Linked DNA regions of Homo sapiens: region 1 is linked to region 2. The links are chromatin loops, found by intact Hi-C in ENCODE. Cell type or tissue: heart left ventricle. All regions are shown on one strand. Links, peaks and the distances in the headings refer to the core of each region. The heading gives the core; the rest is flanking DNA.

The links. Hi-C counts contacts between places; a loop is a spot of excess contacts. Peaks named below come from ENCODE experiments on the same cell type or tissue, not always from the same donor. Only the 100,000 strongest peaks of a DNase experiment are listed, where the experiment ranks them.
Region 1: a loop joins it to region 2, with 2.0 times the contacts of the local background. A loop is called at or near these places in 2 of 110 quality-filtered maps.

The regions. Positions count from the first base shown.
Region 1 is chr18:13,413,855-13,416,756 of GRCh38, reverse strand. All of the region lies in intron 3 of LDLRAD4 (low density lipoprotein receptor class A domain containing 4), which reads right to left. Among named protein-coding and RNA genes, the nearest start is that of LDLRAD4-AS1, 12 kb to the left of the region's middle. In heart left ventricle, for the core only: no CTCF peak of the experiment used is centred there; no DNase peak of the experiment used is centred there.
Region 2 is chr18:13,271,153-13,274,054 of GRCh38, reverse strand. The region is part of intron 1 of LDLRAD4 (low density lipoprotein receptor class A domain containing 4); the gene reads right to left. Among named protein-coding and RNA genes, the nearest start is that of C18orf15, 33 kb to the right of the region's middle. RefSeq lists an enhancer at 966-1,465. In heart left ventricle, for the core only: no CTCF peak of the experiment used is centred there; a DNase peak (open chromatin) is centred at 1,480; H3K27ac peaks cover 1,378 bases.

The DNA of each region.
Region 1 (2,902 bases), core at 272-2,771, 140 kb before region 2:
GTGTTCTTCCATTGCATAGAGCATAGCTTTTATTTGCTATAGCAAATAACATTTTTGCAAATAGCAAAGAAAATTTTGTTGAATAAATAAATGAGTGAATGAATTCCTATATTACTAGACACGGGCAAAAATGTTTTAAGGTGCCAGCATCATACCAAGAAACACAGATGTCAGAAGTAGACACAGAGCTTTCTTTAAGCCATCATATAATTCAAACGGTGGTTCTCTGCTGAAGCCTGTTTTCACCGTGTGTCTCTATAGCAGAGACGTGATCCCGAGCCCTGCTCACATGCCCAGAGAGATGACGAACCCATTAAGTGAAGGTGGAACCACCAACCACTAAACACAAAGTTCCTGTTATTGTTGGAAAAGGAAACTGGAAACAAAAGCCAGGGTTTCAAAAAGTGACAGTGCTTGGAGGATCTCATGCAAACCACTTAAAAGAAGGGCAAGAACTGGAAGAGGTCTGGGTACCCCACACTTGGCTGGAGAACACAGAATCGTGGGCATTCGCATTTAAAGCTGCACACTCAACCCTCAAAAGGTGCTCCTGGGCATCACTGGGCCCACTTCGCCAAAGGGAAACTGAGGATGATGACTCGCCATAGCTCAGAATAGCCCACGTGTGGCAGAGCTGGACTCAGCAGAGTGAGGACTCCAGTGTCCCCGCCAGCCCGATCTCTTCATGGAAGGTCTGGTCAGCCTGCCCTCAGCCCTGCGCCCTGCAGGGCACTGTGATGACTGGCCAGCACAGCCCACACCAAAGCTCTCCTACGACGCAAGTCACCGCAGAGATGAAGACAGAGCCATGCACGTTCCCCTCCTCTCAACCTCCATCCTGGAAGGCTCTCCCCTGGGACTGAGACACAGCTTCAAAGAAGGAGCCACGTGGGGTACAAGGGCATAGAGGGAGCACCCCTCCGGGCAGCCCAGGCTCCCCACCCACCCTGATGCCTGCTGGGCTGGGACACCGGGCAGCGTGGCCCTGGCTCCAGGCCCTGGCTTTTCCTTGGAGAACTGGAATCCAGTGGGAAAGATGGATATGGCGGACTGCAAGGGTTTGCAAGGGACCGTCCTGGGGGGGTGAGGTTTGCCTCTCTAGTAACCTGGAGGTGTCATCCACTTTGTGTATTAATCCTGGGGGCTCCCCTCAGTACACTACGTACCTGAAACTCTTGGAAACAAGAGCAGCTCCTCAGACAGCCCTAACCACCGGGGAGACAAGTCTGCCTATACAACCAGACTTCCTTTGGTGGGAAAGCACACCTCCCACCCCACACCCACCCTAGAGTAGCCGGGGCCTTGGCCTCAGGGCTGCCACCGCAGCTGTTCAGAAGAGCCACATCATCAGCTCAGGCGCACTATGTGCTATAGACACAGGCACGCAAGCCTCGTCTGTGGGGAAGGGTCGTTAACTGGAGAAAGGTCATACTTCCAGTCTATTACCCACCGTAATGAGCAAATGCAAATGAGAGACCTTTCTCAGGTCATAAGAGACTGTGTGTTTTGGAAACCTGAATAATCCCTTAACTGAGGAGGAAACTCAAGAGGAATAAGCCAGCATTTCTGGGGCTCAGGGCCCTGTGTTGTATTATTCCAGAGACCTCCAGGCAACAGATGCCCCCACAACCAGCCTCCCAGAGTAGCTGAGATTACAGGCATGGACCACACTGCCCAGCCCAGCTGTACTCTCACAGAAAGAAGATATAAAACTTCTTGGAAAAACTTACTAAAGAATGCAAATTACTACACAGCAATCTTTAGGTATCTGTAAGCACTGGACATCTCCAGTTTGAACCACAGACAAATGTCAATTATCCAAGGTCATGCATGAAAACAGTACCAAGAGTGGTTGCCCAAAAAACACTTCCATAGGCTTTGCAAAGAGTCTGTTTTAATACTTCGCTTGGCATACAGATGTGTCTGATAATCAGGGAGTTTACTGCCTGGCAAATAATGAAGCCACCCTAAGAAGGTCTACACAGTCCAAGGACAGAAGGGCGTGTGGGCTTCTCCTTCTCGAGCTCCCCACCCTTTCCTGCTGAGGACAGCAAGGGCAGGTGTCTGCAAGCCAGCCTCCTCCCTCACCATCCCTGTCCTGAGGAGATAATGAGTCCTTTTGGTTTAATGGACCTCCTGCTGGGCTGCAGCAAACACAGAAATGCAAAAGTAAGAAAGAAACTGTAATTTGTGACAATGGGGGACTTTAGCATATTCTCCAGTTAATCGTGTAATTAGTAAATGGAAACATGACTCCTCTTTGTAAAATTCAAATTCCACAGCCTGGCATCAAATGCACTCCAGTGTCTGGGTCCTGCCTGTCCTCTGGCCTCTAAGTGACAGTGACAATAGAGATGCCAACTGCATGAGGAAGGTACTGAACTGTACATTCACTGGCCCACTTAGTGCAATGAGGTGGGTATCAGTAACCCCATCCTACAAGGATGAAACGGGCTCCAAGAGGTCATGTGACTTGCCCAAAGCAACAAAGCCAAGCAATGGTGGGGATGGAGGCATCTCCCAAGGATGCCTGGCCCCAAGGCCCACCTGCTGTCCCTTCAACCAAGAGTCTTGCCTGCTAAGGCAGGCACCCCAAGATGTTCATCTCTGGATTTCATTTGTGCCTGGCACAAAACGAGGCATGAGGTAGACCTCCACTACAAATTTTGGAACAAAGCATGGTGGACTATAGTGCACCTCTGGTTTGAGAAAATATGTCCAGCACACCACCAGAGCAACACCATCCACTTATTTAATGATCACAAACAAGAAAACCTCGGGTATGGGTAGAAACGCAGGTACTCTCTTATAATTATTTCTTTTCCCAGTGATTTAAAAAAAAATTTTTTTTTTTTAATTTCTGGAGTTTCTCTATGTTGCATGGGCTGCACTCCTACTCCTG
Region 2 (2,902 bases), core at 147-2,646:
CACTGGCTGAGCTCCTCACACGCCATACCCTATGGCACCAGGCATCGGGGCATCCACACGTGGGTTTCCAACAGCAGGGTCCTGTGGGGCTGCCGATCTCACTAACCCTAAACCACCTCCTGAATGACACGTCCCAGACACAGCTGTGAGCCATGGGCCCCTAAGAAGCAGAGCAAGAAGAGGCAGAGTGGGTGGAACTCCTGAAAAGGGACAGGCACCACCTCCCTTGCACCAGGACAGGACTGCATGAGGGGCTGGAGGATGGAAAACCCTGAAGGGAAGCAGGCGCGCTTATTCTTCATCTTTACGGTGTTCTCACTCTCTAAGGTAAAGGAAGATGGGAAATTTGTTTGGGCAAAAGTTGAAGAGAAGCCTGGCCGCAGGCTTCTGGCCTTTCTGGGGAGCAGGACTCACTCCAGCTGGTGGCTGGGTCCTGGGAAGCAGAGCCATTTAAAACACAAGGGGCTGGGTCCGGCAGCTCACACCTGGAATTCCAGCACTTTGAGAGGCCAAGGTGGGAGGATAGCTTAAGTTCAAGACAAGCCTGAGCAATATAGCAAGATCCTGTCTCTATAAAAAAGAAAATATTAGCCGGATGTGGTGGTGCGCACCTATAGTCCTATCTGCTCAGGAAGCTGAGGCGGGAGGATCTCTTGAGCCCAGGAGTTTGAGGCTGCAGTGAGCTATGATCACACCACTGCACTCCAGCCTGGGCAACAAAGTGAGACCCTGTCTCAAAAACAAATAAATTAAACACAAGGAGGCCCAGAGACAGAGTGAAGAGCCATCTCAGGAAAATCATAATGGGACAGAAAACACACGGAGCAGCTGGTGACATATGAAATAGAAAAGAAAGGCACCCTTCCCAAAACCAACCTTGCTTTATGATGTTTTTTTCAGAAACATTGCAGATGGACCCACCCCATCACCACAGATGCAGTAACCCACCTGATTTTTGCATCAGGGACAGTGTCACATCATAAAATGCACGTGTGCATTCATTCATGCATTCAACCTGTAAATGCCACATCGTTTTTGTTTTGACAATTTTCTAACATCTTTACTAGCTGATGCACCACAGCTCCCTAGCTTCTCTCTCTCTCACAGGACTACATTATTCTGAGTAAATTGAAGCCAAGACAGACTGACCATAGGTGCGTCTTTCCTAGGGCCTCATCGGCCAGCACCAGGAATCTGCACTCACTGGGTCTGGCCTCAGTGAAGAGCTAGCGGTCATGGTAACCCCAGTCAAGAGCAACAGGAGGTCTCCAGCTGTCCCTGAAGTGTCCCAGCTGGGTCTACAAGGCTGCCATGCAGAGTGACCATGCACTGGCCATGGCTCCTACAGGCTGCATAATGCCTCTGTCCCCGCAGCAGCCTAAAGCATGACCGCCTGTGTCCTAACAAAGCTGCAGCAAGCATTTCATCAGCGCCTTTCAGATTCGAGGAACACATACGGAGCACGCGGCATGGGGTGATACCCAGGGACACTAACGCGGCCAGGAGGAGCGAGACAGAGGCGAAAGCCAGGCACCGTCTGGCAGCTGTCTCGCTGTGTTTGAGTGTTCTTCTCCCCAAATAGAAATGAAAGTCTCTTCAAACCAGATGCAACAGTAAAGTGGTCCAATTTTGCTTGCCGGGAACGAACAAGGAATGGCGATGGCCACCCGGCAAGTCCCCTCTTCTGGAGCACAGAGCACCAACTCCGGCCATTGCTGGGGCACAGTTCAAGTGTCCAGTCTCTTCAAAGACCTGAGTCCCACGACAACCCTCTAGGGGATTTCTACCTGGACCAAGGCAACCCAGACCCCGAGCAGCTGCCACACACAGGTCAGGAGCATCCCTCAAAGTCAGCACTGAGGGCCAGGTGTGGTGGCTCACGCCTGTAATCCCAGCACTTTGGGAGGCTGAGGCGGGTGGATCACGAGGTCAAGAGATCGAGACCATCCTGGCTAACACGGTGAAACCCCATCTCTACTAAAAATACAAAAATTAGCTAGGCATGGTGGCATGCACCTGTAGTCCCAGCTCCTCGGGAGGCTGAGGCAGGAGAATCACTTGAACTTGGGAGGCGGAGGTTGAAGTGAGCCGAGATTGTGCCACTGCACTCCAGCCTGGCAAAGCAAGACTCCGTCTTAAAAAAAAAAAAAAAAAAAAAAAAGCACTGAACAGGAGGGTGGGGTGGAAACTGACTTGCTGGGAGCAGTCCCTGTACCAGGGCTGGTTCAGCTTTTCCCACCCTCTCCCTTCAACCAAGATCTGTCAGTCAAAGCAAAAGCAGTCTATGTGCCTAATGTCAACTAACACTCTCTTGGCTCAAGTGCTCAGGCAGCAAAGTTCAGAGGCCCCACCTCCTGCGCGTCAAAAATTCCAGAGCCATCTACAGGAAGACAGGACAAGGCCAACCTCAGGGAACGCTATCGGCATTCAAGGACTTCACGCAACAGGGGCTTATCAGATAGTGAACATGCCAGGCCCTGTGTCAGATGCTGAGGACATCACAAGGGGAAGAACACTGAGAAGAGGCCTTCGACCCGGACTCTTTGGTCTTCATTGGTAGCTAAGATCTCCTTCGGCAGACTCAAAAAGACCTCGTGAACTAAGTACCCAGAAAGTGCGCTGGAAGCCCCCCAGTGGGAATTGGGAAATGGGCCTTCTACAGGCTCAGAGGGTCCCTCTCCACCCTTCGCTTTCACACAGGCACTGAACGCCTAACGTCACGATGCCAAAGAAATGGACGATCCTACAGTCGTCTACATCAGCAGCAAGAAATCATTTTGGTTACAGTCACTTGAGTCTTAGCTAACCCTCATTAGAGTCTCATTATTTAAGTGTCAATGGTATAATAGGACAGTTCTATATTAACTAGAATGGTTTAAAAATCATGACACCCTATTTCCCA